Linked DNA regions of Homo sapiens: region 1 is linked to region 2. A link is a contact called in ENCODE Hi-C or POLR2A ChIA-PET data. All regions are on one chromosome and are shown on one strand. The core of a region is the stretch at or near the end of the contact, and the rest is flanking DNA. Distances in the headings are between cores, read along the strand shown.

The links. Hi-C counts contacts between places; a loop is a spot of excess contacts on that map. ChIA-PET counts read pairs that join two places held with the same protein, here RNA polymerase II (POLR2A). Pooled maps may share reads with other maps.
Region 1: a loop to region 2 is called in a pooled map, with 2.7 times the contacts of the local background. The contact joins two enhancer-like sites. A Hi-C loop is called at or near these places in 4 of 50 pooled maps. POLR2A ChIA-PET finds 5 or more read pairs at or near these places in 5 of 52 experiments (BJ, PC-9, WTC11 and 2 more).

What each region holds. Positions count from the first base shown.
Region 1 is chr17:82,204,065-82,210,268 of GRCh38, forward strand. The region is part of intron 1 of CCDC57 (coiled-coil domain containing 57); the gene reads right to left. Among named protein-coding and RNA genes, the nearest start is that of CCDC57, 5.7 kb to the right of the region's middle. RefSeq lists enhancers at 1,125-1,926, 1,703-1,882, 1,809-2,103, 1,927-2,728, 2,213-2,272 and 1 more. Within about 2 kb of position 2,252, at least 33 of the 41 ENCODE cell types and tissues checked have a DNase peak (open chromatin) inside an H3K27ac peak, as active enhancers do.
Region 2 is chr17:82,149,016-82,155,311 of GRCh38, forward strand. CCDC57 (coiled-coil domain containing 57) reads right to left here. Exons shown (of 19, transcript NM_001394669.1): 15 at 2,545-2,758. Among named protein-coding and RNA genes, the nearest start is that of FASN, 54 kb to the left of the region's middle. RefSeq lists an enhancer at 794-853. Within about 2 kb of position 4,021, at least 6 of the 41 ENCODE cell types and tissues checked have a DNase peak (open chromatin) inside an H3K27ac peak, as active enhancers do.

The sequences.
Region 1 (6,204 bases), core at 1,002-3,501, 53 kb after region 2:
GCTGGGGGCACGAGGGCTCCCTGGGGGTCCTGAGACGGCGCTTCTCTGACGAGGCTCTGGAGCAAAGACGGTCTCCTCCATCCCACATGCTTCCTGCGATGCAACCCCCGCGCCCAGCACCCTAGGACCATCACGCCACCTGGACCACCTCAGCCTGGCTCCTCCAAGCTGCTGCGTGCCCACCCATTGCCGGAGCTAACAGGGTCCCTACCGACCATCTCAGCACTCTCCCACGCTCCTGTTCCTCGTCTCCCTCAGCTCCTACAACGGCCCCACCGTCCACCCCGTGTAATGATCCTTGACCTCTTGCTGTCTCCCACCTTGTGCCCACACCTCGGCCACCACAGTGTCTTACCACAAGAGACCTCAACTGGCCTCTGCTGTGCACTCCCACTTTTTTGGCTGCCAAAGGAATCTTTTCAAAAATGCTTTACCAGGGCCGGGCGCAGTGGCTCATGCCTGTAATCCCAGGACTTTGGGAGGCCGAGGCGGGCGGATCATAAGGTCAGGAGATTGAGACCATCCTGGCTAACACGGTGAAACCCCGTCTCTACTAAAAATACAAAAAATTAGCTGGGCGTGGTGGTGGGCGCCTGTAGTCCCAGCTACTTGGGAGGCTGAGGCAGGAGAATGGCGTGAACCCCGGAGGCGAAGCTTGCAGTGAGCTGAGATCGCACCACTGCAGTCCGGCCTGGGCAACAAAGAGAGACTCCATCTCAAGAAAAAAAAAAGGCTTAACCAGGCTTCCCATTCCACTGAGGACATCTGGACCCCAGGCTCCTGCCTGTCGCTGCCACGTGCCCTCAGAGCCTGGGATGTGTGGCAGGTGCCGCTCTGTCTGCAAGGTTCCTCCTAACCGCAGGGCAGGCTCCTCCTGCCAGTGGGACCTCAACCTGAACATCACTGCAGGGAAGCTTTCCTAACTTCCATCTCACGTTGGCACAACGCCATCACCCCAGTGTCGGGTGTAGTGAGTCCCACTGTCTGGCACAGTCTTGGCGACTGAAACATTTTGTACACAGAGGACATGCACACACCTGTGCACACACCTGTGCACACACAGGGAAAGAATTGGACTATCAGCAAATACACATTAAATGATGGAACACCACTGTGATCTCTGATGACTCAGAACCCTTCACACAGTGCCCGTGAGTCATGACAACGGTTCTCTGCAGAGCCTGAGGTCTGCGAGGTCTACGGGCCTCTTCTCTGAGGGACTGCTGTGGCCCCCGTCCTGTACCAGCTGCCCTGCCACTGGGCTTGCCTCCTTAACTCATTGGTCGCAGCCACCCATGGGGGTTGCCGTTCTGAGAATCTGATCATGCAATCTTATCTGGCCTCAAATGTGCCCGCGACTCCTGACCATTTTCAAAATAAAGTCCGATCTCCTTGGCACAGCGTATGAAGACAGACCGAGGACACGGCCCAGCCTGCGTGGCTCCAGCTGCTCCCTGCAGGCCCAGAGCAGCCTTTATCTGCCAGTTCCTGTGCACGTGCTACTCCAGGTCCCCATGCCCCCATCTCCCCACTGGGTGAGGTTCCTTCCCACCAGGTCTCAGGACTCAGCGGGTCACCCTGTTTTCAAAAGCTTCAGGCAGCCAGGACAGGCAGATGGCACGTACCACCCCCTCTATGTGAGATGGGTGCTCCCAGGCCTCTGTGCTCTGCACAGAAGAGCAGCCTGAAAAATCCATACAGCAAGTGACTCGGTGCAGCACCCGGTGAGAGCCCAGCATCTCCAGCGCTTTATCCATCACACTCAGGACCCATAAGAAGCCCCACACACCAAGGGCCTGTAAGTCAGCCGGGCTCGGCTCGCCTTTCCTTCTGACCTCATCATAGAACGGCCTGCTCTGTTTCTGTACAAATCCCATCTCGGGATGATCCCCAAAGCCCCAAGGCTGAGATTAATTGGCTTTCAAAAGCACGGACTCAGCATCTGGACGCAATCTGCCTGTCGGCCAGCAGGCGTCCCCAGCAAGCACCTGGTTTCAAGAAGGACCATGAAGCTTCCGGGTTGGGGAGCGGCAGGAGAAGCCGCCGGGGAGGGAAGGCCTCGCTGTGCGTTCACCCTCTTTCAGGAGAACCAGTGGGGCTCCCTGAACCAGCCAGCTCCCAGCAGGGGCTGGAACAGCATGGGTGGGCATCCCATCACTTTGATTTTCTCATTTTAAAAATACTGAGCTGAGCTAACGGTGATGTTGTAGGTTTACCTGTTGTGGTACAATGACACATCATGGTTTTCTTGCACAGTTCCTGGCTCATAACTCTCACACGTCACAGTCTTTTGTTGCAATGTTGGGCGTGTCAGGCCTCAGGAAACAGAATCCTTCCAGGTCTCCACTCTCACCTGACTTTCCATTGTAGGTCATAAGATCCTCCCCAGAGCTCCCACCCTCTACCCTGGGGGAAGGAATGCTGACTTCAGGAAGCCTCCCTAAACACCCAAGAGGACAGGGTGTGGAGAGGTTCCTGGGGAGTGGTGGGTGGGGTGTGGGGGGGTCCTCCAGGAAGCCTCTTCCCCCATATCTCCCCTTACGCATCTCCTCATCTGTATCCTCTGTAATACCCTTTATAATAAACTGTTACACGTATGTGTTTCCCTGGGTTCTGTGAGTCACCCCAGCAAATCAATCGAACCCAAAGAGGGGGCTGTGGGAACCCCAACTTGAAGCCAGTGGTCAGTCAGAAGTTCCGGAGGCCAGGACTCGCGACTGGTGTCAGAAGCGGGCAGTCTTTGAACCACCATTGCAAAATTATAACTCAGACAGTGAAAGAGATCTGACCTAACCAATTCCATCGTGCTTCTAACCTCCAAGCTCTCCTTGTTCATTCCTGGGTGTAGGCCGAACTAAGTTTAGGAGGAACTTAGTTTATAGTTTGAAACAAAGACAGTAACAGCCCTTTCCCGAAACAAACCCCCTTTTTGCCTGGGGACTAGACTGCCTTTGTAGGACTAACAAATTAGCCAAAAGATTAGAAATTATGGTTTAGGGCCAGGTGCAGTGACTGGCCCCGGTTGTCCCAGCACTTTGGGAGGCTGAGGCTGGATCACTTGAGCCCAGGAGTTCGAGACCAGCCAGGGCCACACGGCAAAACGCTGCCTCTACCAAAAATACAAAAATTAACTGGGGCGTCGCTTGTAGTCTCAGCTACCAGGCAGGCTGAGGTGGGAGGATCGCTTGAGCTTACGACGTTGAGGCTGCAGTGAGCTGTGATTGCACCACTGCACTCCAGCCTAGGTGACAGAGTGAGACCCTGTCTCAAAAATAAAAAAAAAAAAACAAAAAAGAAATTATGGTTTAGGAGTCATGCAGCTACAGGCTACAAGATTCTGACCTTCCCCAAATTGTTCCTGGGGTAACATCACTATTGTAAAACCTAAGATCAATCAGTGCTTGAGATATTTTGCAGACCCTGCACTCCATGGATCAGCTGGCACCCCCGGATTGATAAACTGGCTCATCCGATCTTGTGGCCCCCACCCAGGAACTGACTCGGCGCAAAAGGACACCTTCGACTCCCTACGCTTTCATCTCCAACTCACTGGCCCCCTACACACTAAGTTATCCTTAAAAACTCTGATCCCCGAATGCTTGGGGAGACTGATTTGAGTCATAATAGAACTCCGTTCTCCCGCACAGCCGGCTCTGTGTGACTTACTCTTTCTCTATCCTAATTCCCGTCTTGGTGAATCGGCTCTGCCTGGGCAGCAGGCGGGGTGGACCTGTTGGGTGTTTATGTCTTGGGTGTTTATGTCTTGGGGACTGAGCCCTCACCCTGTGGTCTGACCTCTCTCCAGGCAGGCGGTGTTGGAACTGAACCGAAGGACACCCGCCGAGTCTGCGGCAGAACTGACTGCTCATGTGCTGGTGAAAACCTCCCTCTCCCACCACATTTGATCACAGAAGTCTTCCTCTGTGCTGATGATTCTTGTGGTATCAGAGTAGAGGAAAAACAGTTTGAGTTTTCCAGAAATACCTGTGAATAAAATACACATAAAATAAAATCTACTAAAAATACACAGAGAAGGGGTTTCTCCATGTTGGTCAGGCTGGTCTGGAACTCCCAAACTCAGGTGATCCACCTGCCTCGGCCTCCCAAAGGGCCGGGCGCAGGTGTGAGCCACTGCGCCCAGCCCAAATATATATATTTTTATGACCTCCATGTATAAATATATTTAATACCCTTAACTTATTATTATTATTTTAGACAGTCTTGTTTTCTTGCCCAGGCTGGAATGCAGTGGCGCGATCTTGGCTCACTGCAACCTCTACCTCCTGGGTTCAAGCTATTTTCCTGCCTCAGCCTCCCAAGTAGCTGGGATTACAGGCGCCCGCCACCATGCCCGGCTAATTTTTGTACTTTTAGTAGAGATGGGGTTTCACCATCTTGGCCAGGCTGGTCTTGAACTCCTGACCTCGTGATTCACCCGCCTCGGCCTCCCGAAGTGCTGGGATTACAGGCGTGAGCCACCGTGCCTGGCCTAATACCCTTAACTTATAAGACACTTCCTGGGACTGGAAGGCAGGTCTGGGGTGGCTCATTCACTTTGTACTCAGGACAGAGGACTCAATCTCAGCATCCTGAGTAGCTGGGACTACAGGCAGGCACCACCATGCCCAGTTAATTTTTTTTTTAAATTTCTTGTAGAGATGGGGTTCCACTATATTGTCCAGCCTGGTCTTGAACTCCTGGCCTCAAATGATCCTCTCACCTTTAAATGTACTGAATTTAGCTCTTGTGGCCCCTCTTGGATTCCAGAGAGTGCTGCTAAGCCCTCTGGGAGGCCAAATTCAGTAATCTACTCTTTTGTTTTGAAACAGAGTCTCAGTCTGTCACCCAGGATGGAGTGCAGTGGCACAATCACAGCTCACTGCAGCCTCGAATGCCCATCTAAAAGCTACAGCTCAAGCGATCTTCCCACGTACTTATAGGTGTGAACCACTGCACCCAGCCTCTCATCTACTCTTTAAATAGGTCCAGGGGACAAAAATTATGTACCTGTGACCCCGTGTTTTTTTTCACTTCCTCCACTGACTGCCGAAGAGTAGCCACAGCCATTTCTAAAACTGAAATAAGAGAGATGGGCAGTAGGTCTGAATTCTGTCAGTGGCACTTGCTGGAGAAGAGGGGCACCACTACCACGAAGGAACATGAAGGGCTGTTTTCTTTGAACGTGCATTTGCCAAAAAAAAGTGAGTAAGTGAGAAATAGAAGTTGAAGTCGAAGTCTTGTAGTTGAGTTTAGACTTTGCGGACTTTTAGAACCACGTATACATGTTTCATGTGCCAAAAACAAAGCACAACAAAAAACAAAAAAACTTAAAATCAGTAAGGACTCAAAATGAAGTAGAAACAGGTGAACCTAACTTGATTACAAGTGCGTAACTTGTAATAAACTCACAGGTTTTTTTGGTGTTTGTTGTTTGTTGAGATGGGATCTCACTCTGTCACCCGAGCTGCAGTGCAGTGGCATGATTATAGCTCACTGCAGCCTCAAACTCCTGAGCTCAGATGGTCCTCCTACCTCAGCCTCCAGAGTAGCTGGGACTCAGACACACGCCACCATGGCTGGCTAATTTATTTTGTAATTTTTTATAGAGATGGGTGTCTCACTTTGTTGGCCAGGCTGGTTTCCAACTCCTCACCTCAAGCGATTTTCCCCCCTCAGCTTCCCAAAGTGGTGGGACTACAGGCGTGAGCCACTGTACCCAGCCAGTTTTTAATATATACAGAGACACAGATATACTGAAATAGATTTGCATGTGTATAGTGTATAGAAACACGTTTCCTACTCTATCCATTAAGAAAGCCAAGAAGAAATGGCATCCCAGTAGCAATATGTCTATCTGGTACTGGGATCTTGGTTTCTAAACACTACCTTCTAAACTAAAAGGAACCAGGGCTCCTTGGAGAAATGACTGATTCTGGGATATGTCAAGGCAAGCATAAGATAAGCCTGAATTCTGTGATGCCAGAAAGAAAGAAAATGCTCCCAGAAGGTTGGGACGTGCTATAAGGACAGAGAGGCCAACTTGAAGGGGCTCCTAACACCTCAATCTGGATAATGTGAGCAACAAAGTACGTGATAGCGATGGGTTAGAATCCATGGAATAAAAAGATGCACTAACACCGAGACCGCGCCCCTGCAAGCCAGCCTGGGAAGAGATGGTTCTTTCTTATAGGAAAATCCCAACTA
Region 2 (6,296 bases), core at 2,771-5,270:
GGATGGTAGATGGATGGATGGGTGGGTGGACGGATGGTTGGGTGGGTGGATGGATGGATGGGTGGGTGGGTAGATGGATGGATGGGTAGATGGGATAAGTGGTTGCATGGATGGATGGATGGATGGATGGGTGGATGAATAAATAGGTGGGTGGATGGATGGGTGGGTGGATGGCGGATGGATGAGTGGGTGGATGAATGGATGGGTGGGTGGGTAGATGGGTAGATGGATGGATGGATGGATGGGGGGGGTGGGTGAATGGATGGATAGATGGATGGGTGGTTGGATAGATGGATGGATAGGTAGGTGGGTGGATGCATGGAGGAACAGATGGATGACTCACTGAAACACTCAGTCATAAAGCCAGTGCCCCTTGCCTTTCTTAGGAAGTCAGCTCCGGTGTCTGTGTCCAAGATGCCCAGCCTCCACCTCAGTCAGGAGACACTGCTGCCTTTACCTGGAGAAGTCTGCGGCCATCTTCGCTGCTCACCACAGAGCCGCACAGAAATGCCGGCTGCTTTGCTAACCTGCGGTGTTGTTCTCACAAATGCTGCCAGCGAAGTGGGTCCCCAGAGCGCCCGCAGCTAAGATGAGGTCCTGCTCTGTGCAGTGGCCTCCGACCAGGCCCCGCTCACAAGAGGGGCTTCTGTGCTCCTTCGGGCCTTCCTGAGAAGGCTGCGTCCAGAGCCCTCCCACTGACCCCAGGCGCACACCCAGAACCTGACCCGCACCCAGAACCAGGCGCACACCCAGAACCTGGCCCGCACCCAGAACCAGGCGCACACCCGGAACCTGACCCACACCCAGAACCAGGCGCACACCCAGAACCTGGCGCACACCCGGAACCAGGAGCACACCCAGAACCTGGCGCACACCCAGAACCAGGCACACACCCAGAACAAGGCCCACACCCAGAACCTGGCGCACATCCAGAACCAGGTGCACACTCAGAACCTGACCCGCACCCAGAACCAGGCGCACACCCAGAACCAGGCGCACACCCAGAACCTGGCACACACCCAGAATGTGACCCCCACCCAGAACCAGGCACACACTCAGAACCTGGTGCACACCCAGAACCTGACCCACACCCAGAACCAGGCGCACACCCAGAACCAGGCGCACACCCAGAACCTGACCCACACCCAGAACCAGGTGCACACCCAGAACCTGACCCGCACCTAGAACCAGGCGCACACCCAGAACCAGGCGCACACCCAGAACCAGGCGCACACTCAGAACCTGACCCGCACCCAGAACCAGGCGCACACCCAGAACCTGGTGCACACCCAGAACCAGGTGCACACTCAGAACCTGACCCGCACCCAGAACCAGGCGCACACCCAGAACCTGGTGCACACCCAGAACCAGGCGCACACCCAGAACCAGGCGCACACCCAGAACCTGACCCGCACCTAGAACCAGGCACACACCCAGAACCAGGCGCACACCCAGAACCTGGCACACACCCAGAACCTGACCCGCACCCAGAACCAGGCGCACACTCAGAACCTGGTGCACATCCAGAACCTGACCCACACCCAGAACCAGGCGCACACTCAGAACCTGACCCGCACCCAGAACCAAGCGCACACCCAGAACCTGGTGCACACCCAGAACCAGGAGCACACCCAGAACCAGGCGCACACCCAGAACCTGACCCGCACCTAGAACCAGGCACACACTCAGAACCAGGCGCACACCTAGAACCTGGCACACACCCAGAACCTGACCCGCACCCAGAACCAGGCGCACACTCAGAACCTGGTGCACACCCAGAACCTGACCCACACCCAGAACCAGGCGCACACTCAGAACCTGACCCGCACCCAGAACCAGGCGCACACCCAGAACCTGGTGCACACCCAGAACCTGACCCACACCCAGAACCTGACCCGCACCCAGAACCAGGCGCACACCCAGAACCAGGCGCACACCCAGAACCTGACCTGCACCTAGAACCAGGCACACACCCAGAACCAGGCACACACCCAGAACCTGGCACACACCCAGAACCTGGCGCACACCCAGAACCTGACCCGCACCCAGAACCAGGCGCACACTCAGAACCTGGTGCACACCCAGAACCTGACCCACACCCAGAACCAGGCGCACACCCAGAACCTGACCCGCACCTAGAACCAGGCGCACACCCAGAACCAGGCGCACACCCAGAACCAGGCGCACATCCAGAACCTGACCCACACCCAGAACCTGGCACACACCCAGAACCTGGCACACACCCAGAACCTGACCCGCACCCAGAACCAGGCGCATACCCAGAACCTGACCCGCACCCAGAACCAGATGCACACCCAGAACCAGGTGCACACCCAGAACCTGGCACACACCCAGAACCTGGCACACACCCAGAACCTGACCCACACCCAGAACCTGGCGCACCCCCAGAATCTGACCCACATCCAGAACCTGGTGCACCCCCAGAATCTGACCCACATCCAGAACCTGGCGCACACCCAGAACCAGGTGCACACCCAGAACCTGACCCACACTCAGGCCATGGCCTCCACTTCCCGGACTCACTTTCGGGTCGGCCCAGCTCTGCACGGAGCCTGTTCCCCATCTCGATGAGCTGCTCTTTCTCCAGGCGGAGGCTGATGATTTTTCTGGCTGCCTCCTTCAGCTTTCTCTGGAGTCGGTGCATAGATAAGGTCTGGGGGGCACGTGCCACTGACCGGAGGTGCAGGAAAAGCTCCCCCTGGTCCTCGGCCTCCATAGGCCCTCTCTTGGTGAGGCCCTGTAACAAAACTCACAGGCAGACACCCCTGTGAGGCTGCCCTCATGGGAGGACGCCAGGGGTGCCCACCCAAGGAGCCTCTTCACCTGCTCTTCCAGGGTGGGCACTGCTGGCTGTCACTGGGTGACATCCTTCCAAAAGAAAGACAAAAAGAGTCGCTGCTCCCAGTGCTTCAGTGGGTTCCTTCTCTTCCACAAATAGAATAAAGGCCCACAGATCTCCCAGGCCAGGGTGGCCCCCAGATCTCCCAGGCCCTCACAGCCCTCCGCCTCCTCCCCGCCATCCCTGCCTTCTGGTCATCTATGCCTTTGTGTCTTTCAAGTGAACACAAGGAGAATCTGAGGACACCCAACCAGCACAGCAGCTCCCCAGGGAGAGCAGAGAGAAGGCTGTGGCCTCCAGCAGTGCCCAGGACCCAGGAAGGCGGCCCAGGGAGAGCAGAGAGAAGGCTGTGGCCTCTAGCAGTGCCCAGGACCCAGGAGGACAGCTCCCGCCAGCGTGGCTTGGCCCTCCTCCACTCCTTGGGGTCCCTCCTTTCTCTACCTGCCAGCTGGACACCCCACAACCACCCTGCAGGCCGGCTGTGGCTTCCCTCCTGAAGCAGGTGCAGGGGGAGCACAAAGGCAGTGGAGAGGGAGGAGGCCGACACAGGGGCAGGAGCTGGCTGGGCTCCCCCTTAGCACCCCAAGCCTGGGTCAACCCTAGATCTGAGCCCCTGGGAAGCACTGTGTTGTCCTCACTCAGCCCAACCTGGACTTGCAGCCCACATCATTCCAGTGCTACAGAGTGCAATCCCAACACAAAGGGATGCCTGGACCAAAAATGGGGGCACAGGAAAAAGCAGTAGTGTCCAGGCCCTGGCAAGACGGGAGCCGACGACCTACTTCTCCCGTGCCACTCCTGGCCCCTGTAAGGAGCCAGGCTGCACCTGGCCCTGGCCACATGAGCTCCGAGTTCCTGGAACAGGCCAGCACACCCTGTCCCCGCCAGCTTCCTGGTGTGCCTTTCCAGGGCTGGCAGGTGCTGCTGCCTTCCAGGTGCTGCTGTTCTTTGGATGGCCTGGGGTGCAGCCACTGTATGCAGTGCCTCCGGGCATGTGCCGCAGGTTCATGTGGGACGCTCGGGGGCCGCGGGGGATGACACATCGAAGGGGAGAGATGTCTGCTTTCCTCTTGGACAGAGAAAGTTCTATGGTGCCGCAGGCCCCAGCTGAGGACGGGTGCAGGGCAGCCCCCATGAAGGCTCGCCACAGGCCTGAGCCCGAGTCCAGACTCGCTTCCTCCAGTAAGCGGGCCTCATGCCTGCTCCGTGAGCACCCTTGGCAAGTGTGGTGCAGAGGCTCACTCACCACCCTGGGAGAATAGACAGGAATGGGCTCTTGGGTGTGGGAGAGGCCAAGGCAGAGGGAGAGGAAGGGAGGCCTGTGCTGGTAAAACAGATTGCAGATGGCCTGGGGCTGGGGGAGAGGGGCCAGGCAGGTGAGACTCGCAAGTCCGGTTCTAAAACCCTGGATCCTCTACAGGAACACACTGGGTTATTTTGTTATTTTAACTGAAGAAAGAACAATCCCGAAAACAGATTTTGCAAACCTCAAAACACTTAGAGATTTAAGAGAAAATTCCGTCTTCAAAAGCAGTCCCCTCTCCCTGCAAAGTTACACCAGGCCCTGCGGCTGGTGCCAGGCTTGAGGGGCACTGAGGGGCCTTCTTGCTGTTGACCCCACAGGCAAAGGAAGGAGGGCATGGATCACAGGGCCCATGTCCTAGTCACGTGATTCTGCACACAGTGACCTGGGGGGCAGGGAGTGAACGATTCTACTTCTCTCGGATTCAGTTTCTGGTAAAATGTTATTTGGTAAAAGTTTATTTTGATGATTCTCTAAAATCTTTCCACAAAATAAGATTTCTACAGCCTGAGACATATTCAGGAATGTCTTCACCACTGTGTGCTCCAAGGGCTGCCCACCCCCAGCAGGGCAGCAGCAGCTGTCCACCCATCTGCCCCCACGCCTAGGACTGCCCCAGCACCCCACAGGTGAGGAGGAGATGTCTCCAAGTATCTGGACGATTCGAAGAAAATTCGAAGGAAACTTTGGTCTGCTGAAATGTCTTCACGTCCTGAGGACATGTATGAGTGAGTGACACAGGGAAGTCCTTCTCAGAGGCTGAGGCCTGGGCCTGGTACAGTGGGTTCCATCAGGCTGGGCCGGCGCTCACCGCCCCACACAGCCACTCCAACGCCTCTCGGCAGAGCCAGCACCAACACCATGGCCAACACTGCCCCCCAGTGGACCCAGGGATGTAACACATCCCCCAACTCAGCCCTGGCGGCCAGTGACTGGGGGAAGTTTTGTATTTTAAGGGCTAGAGGCAGCTGATGTGGGTGGTGCAGTCAGGGAAGCCCAAAGCCAGGCTGTGCGGCTCAGCCCAGTGGGACCTGCCTGGGAGCAGAGTGCCCCACTGTTGTCCACAGGCTCTCCCTCTGCCATGGGAGAAGTGGGAACACGTGCCTCCGCACACACCTGGTCCCAGCTTTGCAGACCTGGCTCCTTGGCTAGGGCCGTGGAAGGGGACCAGCTTTCGTCAGGAGTGCTGTGGGACAGTCCCTGGACCCCTGTGCACTTCCTCACCCACCCTGCACTGGCTTCCTGCACTACAGGAGGTAGGCTGGAGACGCAGTGCCGCGTCACACCTCAGTACTTGGGTGGGTGTACACAATACGTGACCTGGTCCGTGGCCCGTGTGCAAATGTCACCAACCGTCCAGATAACGCCCTGACGCCATCTCTCCTGTGCAGGGTCCAGGGTCCCACGTGGCATTTCTACACTGTCTCTCCTGTGCAGGGTCCATGGTCCCACATGGTGTTTCTACAGATGATGCCCTGACACCGTCTCTCCTGTGCAGGGTCCAGGGTCCCACGTGGTGTTTCTACGGATGATGCCCTGACGCCGTCTCTCCTGTGCAGGGTCCAGGGTCCCACGTGGCGTTTCTACGGATGATGACTTGATGCCCGTCTCTCCTGTACAGAGCCCAGGGTCCCACGTGGCGTTTCTACAGATGATGCCCTGACGCTGTCTCTCCTGTGCAGGGTCCAGGGTCCCACCTGGCATTTCTACATGGGGTCTCCCAGGTCTCCTAACTGGAGTGGCTCCCCAGCTTCCATGTTTGGGCACTCGCCAAGCATCTAGACCCGCTCATCTGCAGATGTCCCTCTGTTTGGGCTTGCCTGAGGTCTCCTCATGCATAAGCTCAGGTTCTGCATTTTTGGCAGGGACCCCGAGCGCGAGTCTGTGCCGTCTCAGTGCGACCCGCCCAGAGGCGCGTGACACGGGCGCATCCCAGCACTGGCGATGGGAGCTCTGATCACTCGGGTCAGCTGGGGTCAAACAGGCTGCTCCACTGGAAAGCCAGCATTTCCCTTGGAAATAAGAAGTCACGTGTGGGGAGATGCTGCTTCGCATCCGTCTGATGGGAATCCCTCTGGTTCAGCACCCATCCGTGGTCGCCCGGCGCGCCGTTCCTGTCGCGTTCCTTGGCTG